Regions from separate parts of the Homo sapiens genome. Here region 2 is linked to region 1. Evidence: chromatin loops called from intact Hi-C (ENCODE). Cell type or tissue: Caco-2. All regions are shown on one strand. Links, peaks and the distances in the headings refer to the core of each region. The heading gives the core; the rest is flanking DNA.

Region 1 (8,334 bases), core at 158-8,157:
CAGTGAGCCGAGATCGTGCCACTGTACGCCAGCTTGGGCGACAGAGCCAGACTCCGTCTTAAATAAATAAATAAATAAATAAATAGAGGGGAAAAAAAGAAAAGAAAAGAGAAAAAAAGCTATGTGGGATGGCAGGCGATGCACCTGGTGAGGAAGGCAGGACAGAGAGTTTGAAGGGTCTCCTATGCCATGATTTAGAGCAGGGCCTTCATCCTGTGGGTGATGGGGGACATGGGAGGATTTCATACAGGCAGGGGAGTGTAACATGGTCAGAGTCCAAAACATTGAAGTAACAGCAGTGTGAGTGGGGACTAGAGGAAAAGGAGACTGAAGGAAGAAGGAACAGCCCCAAGATGGTTTTCAATAGTCCAGGAAATACTACCTTGTAGGGGTTTGGGGTGATAAGAGGGATGGCGTGGGCTTAGCAGACAGGATTGATGGAGCCTGGTAGCAGATGGGATGTAGTAGTATGTGAGGGGAATCTGGGACAACTCCCAGTATCTGGCATGGGGGACTGGGAAATGGTGACTTTCTTCATCAAAACCAGGAACCCATGGCAGGCCAGGGGAAGATAGTGAGTTCCACTTGACCACATCTGAAATGCTATGGAATCTCCAAGCAGAGCTGTCCAGGAAGTGGTTGGTATGTGAGAGTCTGAGCTTTGGGTAGATACTGGTTTTGGATGTAAAAAGGCTGGATCAGGTTTCTCTCTCTATAGACATTCAATAAACATTGTTTTGAGTAGCTAATTAAGAATTACAGGGCACTGGGAAAACAGAAGGATGTTGCAATGTAAATGTGGATGCTCTTACAGTAATGGACTGATGGTTGCAGAAAAGCTCAAGCTAAATAACACTAATTTTTCAGCTATAAATAAACCTGCCTCTGCAGTTGGGGTTTTCAATTACGCAGGAAAAAGAAATGCAGCCATGGAAACGAGGAAGAGAGCTACGCAGAGGGCAGCTCGTGCCTGCAGGGCAAAAATGTTAGCACATTCTAGCCAAAATGGATGGTGAAGTATAGTCTGATCCGGTGGAAAAGAAATGCAAGTCTAATGTCCTGGGTTCAAGTATGAGTTGAGCGTCTGTCACAGAGTATCAGACATGAAGCAAATGTTTGCTCTCTACTTTTAGAGATGTCGTCAGTGTTGTAAGCTTTTTATGTGTATCACCTCATTCAATCCTCAGAACAACCTCATGACAGAGTCTTTGTTCTGCCCCCTTTAGAGATGAGTAAACTGAACACAGAGAGTTTAAACAACTTTCCCCAGGCCACCAGCTAAAACGTGGCAATTCGATGATTTGAACCCAGACAGCCTGAACCCAGAATCCTTTCAGGGACTCTTCACTACTCCTAACTATGCTATGCTGCCTTTCCATGCAAAAAGCTAGGAAATATCACTTTGCACAGCCTTCATTTTCTTATCAGTCCATGGATTTTTGTAAAGAGCAAGGGGCATAATTTATATTAAGGCCTAAATGACAGATGTATATTTTCATTGTGTTTTCTATGATTGGCTCTTCAAGGGAGTAGTGTTTAAAGTTTTGCCCCAAATGTTCTTTTCAAGGAGAGCTCTGGGAGGTCCCATAATTCTGTGACTTTGCGTTTGCAGAACACAGCAGATGACCTGAGCAGCATTCAATCAGTGATCACTGTTTATTGAACTCAGTGTCACAATAATGTTCATGGACTCACAAGTAAGAAAGACCTCGGTTCTATCCCAGCACTGCAACTTGGACATGCTACTTAAAACTCTCCAAGCCTGCCTTCTGTAAATGGGATAATACCAGCAACCTTTGCAGAGGTATAAAGATTACCATGGTAAACTGTTTCCATGGTCACAGAATTCACAATCCAAGATAAAAGAGTCATTAAGCACACAGACACACAAATAGGCAAGCAAAGGTTGGAGAAGCACATTCTAGGAGAAAGGAACTGCAGAAATCTTGCGTTGGCAGGAACTTGACACGTTTGATATACTACAAGGTCGGCAAGACCTTCTCATAAATTTGTGAAGCAATTAGCATTCTTTTAGTCAACAGTCAGCATTTCTCTATGTGTGTAGTATATTTATAACTAATAAAGTAAAACTTATGCTTTTAAGAAAATATTTTTTCCCAAACATTTAAGTGTTAATTGCATGCCTAAATTAAGTTCGTTTTTTTGGTTTTTTGCTTGATTAAAATTACAACACAAATCCATTGGATCTTAAATACCTTAAAAGCCTTTAAAAACTGGCAAAACATACTAGTTATCACAAAGATTACAGAAATTATGACATAACATTGCTTTTTTTTTTTTTTTCAGACAGAATCTTGCTCTGTTGCCCAGGCTGGAGTGCAGTGGGGCAATCTCGGCTCACTGCAGCCTCTGCCTCCCGGGTTCAAGCAATTCTCCTGCCTCAGCCTCCTGAGTAGCTGGGATTACGGGCATGCACCACCACGCCTGGTTAATTTTGTATTTTTAGTAGAGACAGGGTTTCTCCATGTTGAGGCTGGTCTTGAACTCCTGACCTCAGGTGATCCGCCCGCCTCGGCCTCCCAAAGTGCTCGGATTACAGGCGTGAGCCATCGCGCCCTGCCACAATCAATCTTTAGGTTGGGCCCTTTGAAAAAACAGAATCTTGTTTCTGATTTCATGGAACTTTTAGGTCCCTTTTCTCTTCGAATAGATTTTGAGTTTTGGAAACCAGAAGCATATATTCTTTAAATTTTTCAAAATCAGCTTCCCTATCCCAGTTCAGCCATTATTATATATTGATTTGATCTGTTGGTGTGATTGATAATTTAGGTATGTTTTATCAATATCTCATTATAATTATATGATCATCTAAACCTTGCTACTCAATGTGTGGTCCATGGGCCAGCAGCATCTATATCACGTGGGATGCAGAATCTCAGCCTCAGTCAGGCCTCCTGACTCAGAATCTGCATTTGAACGAAACCTCCTGTGATCTGATGGCCATTTAAAGCCCAGATGACTCATAGAAAGGATGCAGCTACCTAGATATGAGGGATGGAGCCTGTGGCTGGCAATCCTCTTCAGGACATGCAACTAATTTGGCATCATGGAACCCACTATTACTCCCTCTTTTCTTATAGTTTGAGGTTTCATTATAACTGCTAAGATTTTCTTCTACCTTGACCAAGAGAAGAAGGCTTGGGACTGAATCCTGAGAAATCCAACATTGAGGGAAGAAGCAGATGAGGAGGAATTGCGTAGGAAGTTAAGAGAAAAGCTGGAGTTTTCCTGCCGTGGAAACCCAGAGAAATGACTGTACTAAAATAAGTAGTGAGCACCTCACTGTGAACATTAGCCATGTTCCTATTGGGATTGTTATGAGTAGCAATTTTAAAATGAAGAACAAATGCTATCTTAGACGGGCTAGAGAAGCTCATGGAGTCTCATCACAGAGGTCTCTCCCAAGAGTCATTTTCCCGGACCTTTGGAAGAAGGATCGATGGTCCCCCACGGTGTTGAACGAAGTGCTTATTTGCAGAATTAACTCACAAAAATGTTAAATTCAGAGGAAATGGTCTGTTCACTGAAGTGTTACATTTTCTTCTGAGGGGTGAGGTGAGGATGTGAAGGGAAAGGATGACAACAAGCCGAGGTAAACTTACTTTGAAAGAATAGTACAACCTTCCCACTACTTTGTTTTCTGGGCCTCCCATAGCACTTCATGCACTGATTTTTTTTAAACATAAACAAAAGGTTTAAATATTGTTTTCAAAATTCCCTACCCAGGACTGGGCACGGTGGCTCACACCTGTAATCCCAGCACTTTCGGAGGCCAAGGCGGACGGATCACTTGAGGTCAGGAGTTCAAAACCAGCCTGGCCAACATGGTAAAACCTTGTCTCTACTAAAAATACAAAAAATAAAAAAAATTAGCCTGGCGTGGTGTTGCGCGCCTGCAGTCCTGGCTACTCGGGAGGCTGAAGCAGTAGAATCGCTTGAACCCGGGAGGTGGAGGTTGCAGTGAGCCGAGAGCGTGCCACTGCACTCCAGCCTGGGCGACAGAGTGAGACTCTGCCTCAACAAAAACAAAAACAACAAAAAATTCTCTACCCTAAAGAATTGGGTAAAATCCAGTCCTCCAAACCAGGGGAAGAGTTAGTTCCTGGAATACTCTATTTTGATCTTGCAGAATTATACTCCGTTAGAAATTAATCCAGATAAGATACGAGAAAACAATAAAGCAGGAACATTCTAGAAAGTGTATTGATTAGGACAACTTGACTCTAATAATCTATTTCTTAGCTTAAATCTGTTAATAGATTTGATTATCATAAGCACTTGGCTATTAGCCAGAAATCCTGGATAAATGGACGGATCACTGTAAATTTGGTATTTGAAGCTGTTATATTTCAAGCTGTTTTTTTTTTCTTTGTATGTGCTGTCTCTTTAGAGCTGGTTAAAAACAGCAGATTTCACATATGACGTTATCTGCAGTGCCCTGTGCAGAGGCCTGCAGGGAGTTTACAGAGACACCTGGTGGCTGAGAAGGTGAAGTACCTTGGCTTTGTCAGAAGATAAAGGATTTGAATTGTGTCTAAATTTGGTTTCTTTTTGTGGCTGAGAATTTCACTCCTTTCTTAATTATTTTAGTAGAATTGCACATTTAAAAAAATAGACTTTGATTTTTAAAGATTATTTTTAGAGCTTTCACTCTTTCTTTCTGAAAAAAATCATCAACCAGGTGAATTGACCAGTTCCATCAGCTGGGCTGAATCTCATCAGGGCCAGGACCAGAGTGAGGCAGGAGAGGCACTTGCTTCCAGTGCACATTTAAGGGGGAGCCAAAAATATTAGTAATGAATATAGATAAATTTTTTTGAGACAGGATCTCTATCTGTCACCCAGACCAGAGTGCAGTTGTGTGATCATAGCTTACTACAGCTTTAAACTCCTGGGCTCAAGTGATCCTCCTGCCTCAGCCTCCCCCATGTAGGAGGGACTGCAGGTACGCATCACCATGCCTGGCTAATTTAAAAGAACTTTTCTTTTCTTTTTTTGGTAGAGATGGGGGTCTCATTTTATTGCCCAGGCTGGTCTTGAAGTCCTGGCCTCAAGTGATCCTCCCACCTCGACCTCTCAAAGTGTTGGGATTACAAGCATAAGCCACCATGCTTGGCCTTAATACAATATTTCTAAACATCAAAATTAATGCAAAATATTTCATTATAAATAAAAATACCAAAGTTTAAAAACAGGATTAGTGGCTGGGCATGGTGGCTCATGCCTGTAATCCCAGCACTTTGGGAGGCTGAGGCAGGTGGATCGCCTGGGGTCAGGAGTTCGAGACCAGCCTGGCCAACATGGTGAAACCCCATCTCTACTAAAAATGTAAAAATTAGCTGGGTGTGGTGATGCATGCTTGTAGTCCCAGCTACTTGGGAGGCTAAAGGAGGAGAATTGCTTGAACCCTGGAGGTGGAGGTTGCAGTGAGCTGAGATCATGCCATTGCACTCCAGCCTGGGCGACAGAGAGAAATTCTGTCAAACAAACAAACAAACAAAAAACCAATAACAACAACAACAAAAAAAAACAGGATTAGTATTGCCAATATTCTCTCTCTCTTTTTTTTTTTCAGGCTCCAATATGGCTCAGAAAGGCACTGAGAAAACCTAGCCTTAGCTAGGCTAAGAGCCTAGCTTCTGGCCTGGCTTTTACGTGGTCAGCGGATGTGCGTCCATCCCCCTGCACTGGTTCCCCTTGTCCTTTCTGTGGCTCTCCTGGATTCCTCTCGTTCAGCTCCTTGGTGTACAGAGCCTATGTCAATGGCAATGGTGAGGTAAGTGAGAAGAAGAAACGGAGAAAGTTAAAAAGTGTCTTTGAGGAAAACACTTGGGAATAAAATCTTCCAGTTCTCCTGCTTTACCTTTCAGTACCCTCCCTGCTTCCTTCCAAACATGCTTCCAGAAGCAGGCACCTAGGCCATTCATACCCACGGGGCTGCTCTCGGCTAAGTAGGCCTAGCCGAAGAGACACTGAGGGCAGGTGGGCAGGTGGGGTGGGAGATGGAGCAGCGCGTTGCTGACTGGGAGAAAGCACCTCCTTGCCTCTTTTCAGTTTTAACATGTCCCTTTAGTGCCCACTTTCCAGAACAGGGCAGAGGATGGGGGAGCGGGAGATGAGTGAGGTCTTGGGGCCATGGGGCCATGCTGCTTCTAAGGGGGCAGAAGCTGTGGGAGAGGTTGGGGGCTGGTAGCTCTCAGAATAGCCTGGGAAGGGTATCAGCTGGGTTTGCACAGTGTTGTCTCCGAATCTCCCAGCTCCCCTTCTCTATGATTAGCATCCTTGAAGTAGCGTGCTACTGTTAACAGAAGAGCAGAGTGTGCCCCTTCTGCTTTTTCCCATGCTTGTCATTTGCCTAACTCTTACAATGTTAGCAGAGAGACAGTGTTTGCAACGAGCAGGGAAATATTGCACAATTGTGACTGCAGGGTCTGCTATGAGAAGAGGAAGCAGAGCCAGTGGGGTGAGAACCTCCTGGGATGAGAAGGGGTCGGAAACTCAAGAACAAAGGAAAATGTCTGAGAAGTCCCAAGGAGCAAGTGGGCTACCATTGAGGACAGAAATCTCCCATGGATGAGGTCTCCTCTGTGCAGCAAAGAAAGACCCCAGAAACAGGAGGAAGCCAGGAGATACTCACCCTATACCACACTGTACAGTTTTATAGCTTTCAAATATATTCCCTCAGGGGATTTCAGGGAAAATAGTATGCACCCTCTGACAAAGCACAGACATCAGAGCCCGCTACAGTCCCCAGATCACTCACTTGGACATACTGGATACCCTGGATCATATATCAGCTGCTCTCCTGACCCAGAAAACTGCATGTCTCTTATCACCCACTCATGTCTCTTCATGAACTTGGCTCTTCTGTTGGCAACTTTATGAGTTTCTTTTTACCAGTGGGTGCTTTCTGACTACCGTAGCCTGTGTGGTTTGGCAAGGGGAATCATAGTGGCATTCACTGAGAGTCTTGCTTTGTGCCAGGTGTGTGCTTGGTACTTTATCTGCTTTCTCTTGAATCCTCACAATAACCCTTTTGGGTAAAATATTATAATCTTCCTTTATACAAATGAGAAAATGAGACTCTGAGAAATAATTACTACTAACATGACTAGTAAGTGGTGGTCCTAGGACTTGAACTGGGGCCATAGGACTCCTCCTGTGTCCTTAGGTCCTTTCTGTTGCATTAGGTCAGCAGAGACATGGGGAGATGCCTCCACACCCTCCCCCTGCATCCTTGGCAGATGCTGCTAACTGGATTTGGTGGTTGTTTCCCTTGAGCTAGGACTATGTATAAGGGAAAAATTATGGTCCATGTTCTCAAGGAATTTTGCTTTGACATAGGTTAAAATATAACACAGCAGTAGACTGACAATGTAAGGCTGTAAATAACATCCTGGCCATGAGTGCTAAAAAAATCAGGTAAGCTTATGAATCATAGGAAATATACCCACCATTCTTTGTCTGAAAGCTGGCCTTTCCCTTACTTCTTAATTCCTTAGATTTCTCATTCTAGATATTACTCATTTATGCATCAACAAATATCCTCTAATATCCTCTCTGTATCTGGGAGAATAGCACAGAACATGACAAAGCCCCCACTTTTGTGGAACTTAATTTTAGTAGGGAGACAGACGATAACTACCAAGTGCAATGCATACATGCAGGTCAGCTGGTCCTAAGTGCGAGGAAGGGTGGATCCCAGAGATGGAGAGAGGGCTGGGATGTTACTCTACGTAACATCATCAGGGAAGGGCTTCTGATAAGGAGGCACTAGGCAGAACCCAGGAGGAAGAAGAAGGGGAGTCAGGAGGATATGCTAATGGTGCTCCAGGCAGAGGGAACAGAAGGAGGGGCGCAGTGTGCATGTGGAATGCAAGGAGGCCAGCACGGCTGGAGCTACATGAGCGAGGGGGAGAGTGTTGGAGAAGGAAAGTCGGGGGAGACATCACGTACGGCCTTGTAGTTGCCAGTAAGGATTTTGGCTTTTATTCCAAATAAGGTGAGAATCCACTGGAGAGAATCCACTGGGCAGAGGGGTGACATGATCAGATTTGTGTTTTAAGATGACCACCTGGCTGGGCTTGGTGGCATGTACTTGTAGTCCCAGCTATCTGGGAGGCTGAGATGGGAGGATCTCTTGAGCCCAGGAATTGGAGGCCACAGTGCACAATGATAATGAGGGAGTGCAGTGAATAGCTGCTGCACCCCAACCTGGGCAACACAGTGAGACCCCCATCTTATAAATTATTTAAAAATAGGCTGGTCATGGTGGCTCATGCCTGTAATCCCAGCACTTTGGGACTCTGAGGC
Region 2 (8,334 bases), core at 10-8,009, 180 kb after region 1:
TTTTGTAGGGCCTAGATATAAGTCATTTGTGAGTTATCTGCCAATGGCAGATTCTTTACCAAAGAAGTACTTGGGGAGGACCAAGGACTGCCAACCTCTGAAGACAAAAAATTGTTGTTTGTATTTTGTTTTTCAGAATAAGCACAAGATTCCTTAATTTTCCTTTAGGCAAAGATAAAGATTTTTATCTTTAAAAGATGCTGGGCTATCAGTTAGGCACGGTGGCACATGCCTGTAGTCCCAGCTGCTCAGGAGGCTGAGGTAAGAGAATTGCTTGAGGCCAGGAGTTTGAGGCCACAGTGGCTGTAATTGCACCACTGCATTCCAGACTGGGTGACAAAGCAAGATCTTGTGTCTAAAAAGAAAAAAAACAGGCTGGGCACTGTGGCTCACGTCTGTAATCCCAGCACTTTGGGAGGCTGAGATGGGTGGCTGATCACTTGAGGCCAGGAGTTCAAGACCAGCCTGGCCAACATGGTGAAACCCCGTCTCTACTAAAAACACACAAATTAGCCAGGCATGGTGGTATGTGCCTGTGTTCCCAGCTACTTGGGAAGCTGAGGCTGGGGAATCACTTGAACCCAGTGAGGCGAGATTGTGCCATCGCACTCCAGCCTGGGTGACACAGTAAGACTTCATCTAAAAAAAAAAAAAAAAGTGTAAAAAAAAAAAAGATGCTGGACTAAAATTTATAAGCCAGCATTCCCTGGTATTTAATTTTTCTATATCCAAATCAACGTTATTTCCTAGAATTTAAAAACATATATATTTTGGCTGGACGCGGTGGCTCACACCTGTAATCCCAGCACTTTGGGAGGCCGAGGCGGGTAGATCACGAGGTCAGGAGTTCGAGACTAGCCTAGCCAACATAGTGAAACTCCATCTCTACTAAAAATACAAAAAAAAAAATAGCTGGTTATGGTGGTGTGCGCCTGTAGTCCCCAGCTACTCAGAAGGCTGAGACACGAGAATCACTTGAACCCAGGAAGCAGACGTTGCAGTGAGCCGAGACCACACCACTGCAGCCTGGGTGACAGAGCGAGAGTCTGTCTCAAAAAAAACAAAACAAAACAAAACAAAACAAAAAACAAAAAAACTTACTTGTCATTTTATGCAGCAAATAAAGCCCTTATCATATGACAAGTCAATCTTCCTTGGGGGTTGGGTGGGCAGTGAGCTGTAACCTTCATTATATGATCTTTCTCTGACCTATCTACTATCAAACAACAGCAGTGATGGTACAGACAAATTGCTCTAATACTCTTACTAAAAAATGAAACAGTAGGTATTTATTATGGCTTTATAGTAAGAAGCCATTTTATTGGAAAAGCAGAATAAAAGTCTTTGTTTTGTTTCTACTCCAAGTCCAGGTTTGCATTTGTGATTGACAGCAACGGTGCTTACTTAAACAATGGCTAATTTAAATGTTTCACAATCCTCAAGGGAAAAAATGCCACCTGGGACAATGTTCAATGTCTTGAATTCACTATTAAGTAAGAGTCCGGTTCCGTTCATGTATGCAAATTTCCCTCCAAGGAATCCTGTTCAAAGGGAAGGCAAACTGAGATCTCCTAGACACCCATGATGTGCCAGATACTTTAATATACTGCAAATTATCTCAATTAATCCCAACAATAAACACCCATGGTTGGAATCTTTGTGGAAAAGGTAAAAGTTCTATACAGAGAAAGCCACTGCACTGGGAAGGGCAGAGGGCTCCGCTGTTGACTGGCTCTTTCATTCTGTTACACAGGACAAGACCAGCATGAGGTCAACCTTGTGGCAATGGCTTTTGTACTCAACTGGCTTCCAAGTTACCTTCTGGCTGACTCAGTGTCTCTGAGACCATCCTGAGTGCCAGGGACATTTGTACCTACCTTGGGTGCTAGAAACCAGTTGATTCTACTTCTTATGTTACCTAAATACTTTGCTCTTTATTGGAGGAAAAGAATGATTCAGATGGAGCCAAACAAGCAGTGGCTTGAACGCCTCTCTCCAATTTTCCTTCAAAAAAATCTTGGTCAGGCGTGGTGGCTCATGCCTATAATCCCAGCACTTTGGGAGGCTGTGGCAGGCGAATCACTTGAGGTCAAAAGTTCGAGACCAGCCTGGCCAATATGGTGAAACCCCATCTCTACCAAAAACACAGATTCTGCTCTGTCGCCCAGGCTGGAGTGCAGTGGTGCGATCTTGGCTCGCTGCAACCTCCAGCTCCCGGGTTCAAGCAATTCTCCTGACTCAGCCTCCCGAGTAGCTGGGATCAAAGGCATGCGCCACCACATCTGACAAATTTGTATATTTTTAGTAGAGACACGGTTTCACCATGTTGGCCAGGCTGGTCTCGAACTCCTAACCTCAGGTGATCTGCCAGTCTCCGCCTTCCAAAGTGCTGGGATTACAGGCATAAGCCACTACACCTGGCCTTAAGCACGTCCATAAACTCCACTTTAAAATACATGATTATTGACTCCCAGGAAACTTCTCAGTAATTCTCACTTGAAATTCACCTAACTTTCTTATGATGATTAAATATTTCCTTATGTATACACACTAAAACCTGATCTTAAAAAAAAATTCAAAAATTGCTAAATGAAAGTTTTTGAATATATTAATACCATGTGTGTCTGAAAATAACAAGTATTCATAAGCAAAAATTTAAAATTCCAGAGTTACGGCTGGGCGCGGTGGCTCACGCCTGTAATCCCAACACTTTGGGAGGCCGAGGCGGATGGATCATGAAGTCAGGAATTCAAGACCAGCCTGGCCAAGATGGTGAAACCCCGTCTCTACTAAAAATACAAAAATTAGCCGGGCGTGGTGGCGTGCACCTGTAATCCCAGCTACTTGGGAGGCTGAGGCAAGGAATTACTTGAACCTGGGAGGCGGAGGTTGCAGTGACCCGAGATCGCGCCACTTCATTCCAGCCTGGGCGACAGAGTGAGACTCCATCTCAAAAAAAAAGTCCAGAGCAAGTCTTATTTTTAAAACAAAACAAATTTGAAGGGAAAAAGAGACAAAATGACCTAAGTAAAAAAGTCAGATGGCTGGCCAGCTCTCCAACAGAAGATAGAAAAGTCTGCAAATTAGCCAGGCGTGGTGGCGCATGCCTGTAATCCCAGCTACTTGGGAGGCTGAGGCAGGAGAATAGCTTCAACCCGGGAGGCGGAGGTTGCGGTGAGCCGAGATCACCCCACTGCACCCCAGCCTGGGCAACAAGAGCGAAATCCCATCTCAAAAAGAAAAGAAAAGTCTGCAGTACGTAAAACCTGAGCCTCAGAAATCGGAGGTGGCGGAGCCTCAACAGCGTTCTGGCATTGTCTTTGCCAGGACGGGACTGCCCTCTGGTGTAACTAACAATTTTCACGTTTTGTTCAGCCTCACTGTAAAGTCATAAAACTTTTCTGATGCTTAGTTTCCTCATGTACAAAACAGCAGCAGTCACCTTCTAGGGTAATTACTGCAGTTAAACAGCCAACATAGAGCACTTAGCAAATACACTCCCAGAAACAGACCTCTTTCCTTCCACCCTTTCAGGTCATAATATTTCCATCCCACCTTAAGATATCACTTAACTTTAAAGAGCTGGCACAGATAGGGAATGATTTTCAGCTCATATAGTCATGTTTTTAATTCCTGAAAATGCTCTGCGTTGTGGTCTGTTCTTACAAAGGAATACTATGCAGCAACAACAGGATAAATTATAACTACATGAAACTATGTGGATGAGCGTCACCGATAAAGGGTTGAGTGAGAGGCCAGATACAAAAGAGTACATACTGTCTGATTCCATCTTAATGAAGTAAGAATAGCCAAAGGTAATCTATGGTGATACAAGTCAGAATGGTGGTTACCTTGGGTTGAGGGGATAATGGGAGGAGAGGCACGACGATACTGAGATGCTGAAAATATTTTGTGCCTTAATCTGGGTGGTGGTTCCACAGGTACATACACATATAAAAATTCATCAAGCTGTGTACCTAACAGTCGTGCAGTTTACTGCCTTTATGTTATACACTTCAATGAATATTTAAAATAATATGTTTTCGGCCAGGCGCAGTGGCTCACGCCTGTAATCCCAGCACTTTGGTAGGCCAAGGTGGGCGGATCACCTGAGGTCAGGAGTTCGAGACCAGCCTGGCCAACATGGTGAAACCCTGTCTCTACTAAAAATACAAAAATTAGCCAGGTGTGGTGGCGCGTGCCTGTAGCCCAGCTACTTGGGAGGCTGAAGCAGGAGAATTGCTTGAATCTGGGAAGCTGAGGTTGTAGTGAGCCGAGATTGTGCCACTGCACTCCAGCCTGGGCAACAGAGTGAGCCTCCATCTCAAAATAAATAAATAAATAAATAAATAAATAATAATAATATATTTTTTTCAAAGTAGTTATTTGATTTAATATTTTCTCTGAATGATAAATTCATTCACTGGTGCTTCATAATTGTAGACATCACTTGTATAGGATATTTTCCAAATAACTGAATTTACTCATGTAAGCAAACACACTATTACTTTCTTGGGTAAAAATATTTCTAAAATGATTTGTACCCTCACTATCATTTTAAAGAGGCTCCAAAGCACATTCTTCTTGGTGAACCAAGGTTATCCATAGAAATTTACATGTTGGTGACCTGTATTGGCTCATGCCTTTAATCCCAACAGTTTGGGTGGTCTAGGTGGGAGAATTACTTGAGCCCAGGAATTTGAGACCAGTCTGGGCAACATAGTGAGACCCTGTCTCTATAAAATTTTTAAAAAGTAAAGAAACTGGGCCGGGCGCGGTGGCTTACGCCTGTAATCCCAGCACTTTGGGAGGCCAAGGCAGGTGGATCACGAGGTCAGGAGATCGAGACCATCCTGGCCAACACGGTGAAACCCCGTCTCCACTAAAAATACAAAAAAAAAAATTCTCCAGGCGTGGTGGCGGGCGCCTGTAGTCCTAGCTACTGCGGAGGCTGAGGCAGAATGGTGTGAGCCCGGGAGGCGGAGCTTGCAGTGAGCGGAGATTGCGCCACTGCACTCCAGCCTGGGCGACAGAGTGAGACTCCGTCTCAAAAAAAAAAAGTAAAGAAACTGGCCAGGTGCAGTGGCTCACGCCTGTAATCCCAGCACTTTGGGAGGCTGAGGGGGGGTGGGTCACTTGAGGTCAGGAGTTCAAGACCAGCTTGACCAACATGGTAAAACCCTGTCTCTACTAAAAATACAAAATTAGCCAGGCATGATGGCACATGCCTGTAATCCCAGCTACTTAGGAGGCTGAGGAAGGAGAACTGCTTGAACCTAGGAGGCGGAGGCTGCAATTAGCCAAGATAGCGCCATTGCACTCCAGCCTGGGCAACAAGAGTGAAACTCCATCTCAAAAAAAAAAAAAAAAAAAAGTAAAGAAACTTACATGGTAGAGCTCAGCTGAGATGGGGCAATAGCTTCGGGGACCATTGCTTCTGGATTGGATGGCAGCAGTTTTACCCCTTTGTTATATGCCCTATTTCTCACCATTGTCTGCCTGCCTGTAATCATCCCTGTCCTTCTCATTTGTTTCCTTTCATTCATTTATTCATATATCTGGTACATATTTTTGAACACGTGGGATATGCTAAGAGCTAGAGATACAGTAGCAAGTTAGACACTTGTGATCCATGACCTAAGGGAACTTAATATTTTAGCAAAAGAGGCAAGCATAAAACAAATACAATGTGTATTTTCAGAGCAAAATTAGAGGACCTCCTTTAGGGGACCTGGGAAGGTCACCTTGAAGAGGTGACATTCAAGAACTGTGAGATGAGACCCTATCCCAGAGTGAGCCATTAGTAAGTACTGACTGAATGAATGAGTCCATGTGTGAATGCTTGCTTGAATGGTCATCAGCCAAGTAGAAAGGAGAAAAGAAAGAGTCGTGATTTATTATGCACTGAGGAACCAGAAATGTTATTGAAAGATGTCTAAACTAAGAGTCAATAGGGGGACGGGCATGATGGCTCACACCTGTAATCCCAACACTTTGGGAGGCTGAGACGGGTGGATCATTTGAGGTCAGGGGTTTGAGACCAGACTGGCCAACATGAAACCCTGTCTCTACTGAAAAATACAAAGAGTCAACAGGCACTGAGTGAGGTACTAATAGAATTTATGGCATTAATTTTGGCTGCTGTGGGGGCTGTTTTATTGCCTTACTTAAGATCTTGAGTTGCTAGACAACTGAAGGATTTTTCATTATCACTGGGCTAACCTATACGCATTCAGTTTTTACTTCATCCTGCAAAAAGCAAAACCAGCCACATATGGCCCAAGTGTCTGAAGGTTCCTCCAAGTTGCCCGTGTAGTTCTGACTCCGAGCTCCTACGCATGTGACTTTTCTGGCACAGCCGCCAGAATCACCTTGAAAGGTTGTCACCTACCTGTTCCTTAACAAAGCCATACAGCTCTGTTCAGAAAAGACAGCAGGCCTGCCTCTTAGGCATTATGGCATGTTGTGAAATGCCTTTTCATTTGGGTCCTATTATTGTCCCCAGAAATTTCAGCCTCATGACATTTTACAAATCAAGAAGAACTTGCAGTCTAAAGGATGGAAGGAGCAGATAACAAACAAGAACGCTTGTAGAGACGTTACTCAATTATATGCCTAATACAGCCAACCTGACATAGAAGCATTATTATCATATCACGTTTAATAGCAGCAGAGTCTAAAATGCCAGAAACGTGGGCCAAGTTATTCAGGACTTAATGTGATGCATGACTAGATCTGTCAATAAACTATCATGAAACCATAAGAACCCCTAACAGGAGGATCCAACGTAGCCTTTGTTGATCTTAGTTTCTTACAATTCCTCATGGAAATACTAAATCGGGCTGGGCACAGGGGCTCAAGCCTGTAATCTCAGCACTTCGGGAGGCCGAGGTGGGCAGATCAGTTGAGGTCAGGAGATGGTGAAACCCCATCTCTACTAAAAATACAAAAATTAGCCGGGCGTGGTGGCAGGCGCCTATAGCCCCAGCTACTGGGGAGGCTGAGGCAGGAGAATCGCCTGAACCTGGGAGGCACAGGTTACAGTGAGCCAAGATTGTGCCACTGCACTCCAGCCTGGGGGACACAGTAAGACTCTGTCTCAAAAAAAAAAAAAAGAAAAGAAAAAAGAAAAACTAAACAAAAAGATTGTACCGAATATGGATTTTCCTAGTGAAATAAAGGGAAACAAGGAATGACAAGTGTCTAGAAATGGTTTGTTTTTAGATTTTTCCCCAGAGTCTTTCTGTTCCTTTGATAAAATTTCAGACTCAACACAGGCTCAATCTACTTTAGAAAGTGTGGTATTGCCAGGCGCGGTGGCTCACACCTCTAATCCCAACACTTTGGGAGGCCAAGGCAGGTGGATCACCTGAGGTCAGGAGTTCAAGACCAGTCTGGCCAACATAATGAAACCCCTTCTCTACTAAAAATACAAAAAATTAGCCGGGCATGATGGTGGGCGCCCAGCTACTTGGGAGGCTGAGGCAGGAGAATCTCTTGAACCTGGGAGGTGGAGGTTGCAGAGAGCCGAGATTGCGCCACTGCATTCCAGCCTGGGTGACAGAACGAAACTCCATCTCAAAAAAAAAAAAAAAAAAAAGGCCGGGTGCGGTGGCTTACGCCTGTAATCCCAGCACTTTGGGAGGCCGAGGCGAGTGGATCACTTGAGGTCAGGAGTTCAAGACCAGCTTGGCCAAAATGGTGAAACCCTGTCTCTACAAAAATACAAAAATTAGCTGGAGATGATGGTGGCTGCCAGTAATCCCAGCTACTTGGGAGGCTGAGGTGGGAGAATCACTTGAACCCCGGAGGCAGAGGTTGCAGTGAGCCGAGATTGTGCCACTGCACTCCAGCCTGGGTGACAGAGTGAGACTTCATCTCAAAAAAAAAAAAAAAAGAAAGAAAGAAAAGAAAAAAAAGGAAAGAAAAGAAAAGAAAAAGTGTGCTTTTAATGCATGAATTATTTCACTGGTCAGGGTTTCTATTTTGGATTCACATGGTATGGCTCTCTTTCCCTACTTGATAGACTCAAGCAATCTAAGTGCACCTGTGTAACAGGCAATTAGATACAGTAAGTATCAAAATCTTAAAAGAGACATAGGAAAACATTAATCCACTTGTCAAAAGTTACATAAACTTGCAGTGGTCAGAGTAGTGAAATGACTTTCTGCTAAACTCAATTTTCCGATATGCATATAAAAAGATATTAAACCTGCCATGCTTCCAGGGAACTCAAGGTCTTTAACCTCTACAATTGTTAGATTTCTTCCTATTTGCCTGAATATACAAAGCCACAGCGAAGTTTGTCCTGTGGAGGAAATGTCTTCCAATTTT

Evidence for each region. Peaks named below come from ENCODE experiments on the same cell type or tissue, not always from the same donor. Only the 100,000 strongest peaks of a DNase experiment are listed, where the experiment ranks them.
Region 2: it touches region 1 in a loop (13-fold over the local background); 2 of 110 quality-filtered maps call a loop at or near these places.

Annotation. Positions count from the first base shown.
Region 1 is chr4:40,321,114-40,329,447 of GRCh38, forward strand. LINC02265 (long intergenic non-protein coding RNA 2265) reads left to right here. Exons shown (of 4, transcript NR_121641.1): 3 at 5,597-5,797. Among named protein-coding and RNA genes, the nearest start is that of CHRNA9, 10 kb to the right of the region's middle. RefSeq lists an enhancer at 4,351-4,400. In Caco-2, for the core only: a CTCF peak has its summit at 4,503 (motif pointing left); a DNase peak (open chromatin) is centred at 4,478.
Region 2 is chr4:40,504,834-40,513,167 of GRCh38, forward strand. All of the region lies in intron 2 of RBM47 (RNA binding motif protein 47), which reads right to left. Among named protein-coding and RNA genes, the nearest start is that of MIR4802, 6.9 kb to the left of the region's middle. In Caco-2, for the core only: no CTCF peak of the experiment used is centred there; DNase peaks (open chromatin) are centred at 268 and 3,308; H3K4me3 peaks cover 8 bases.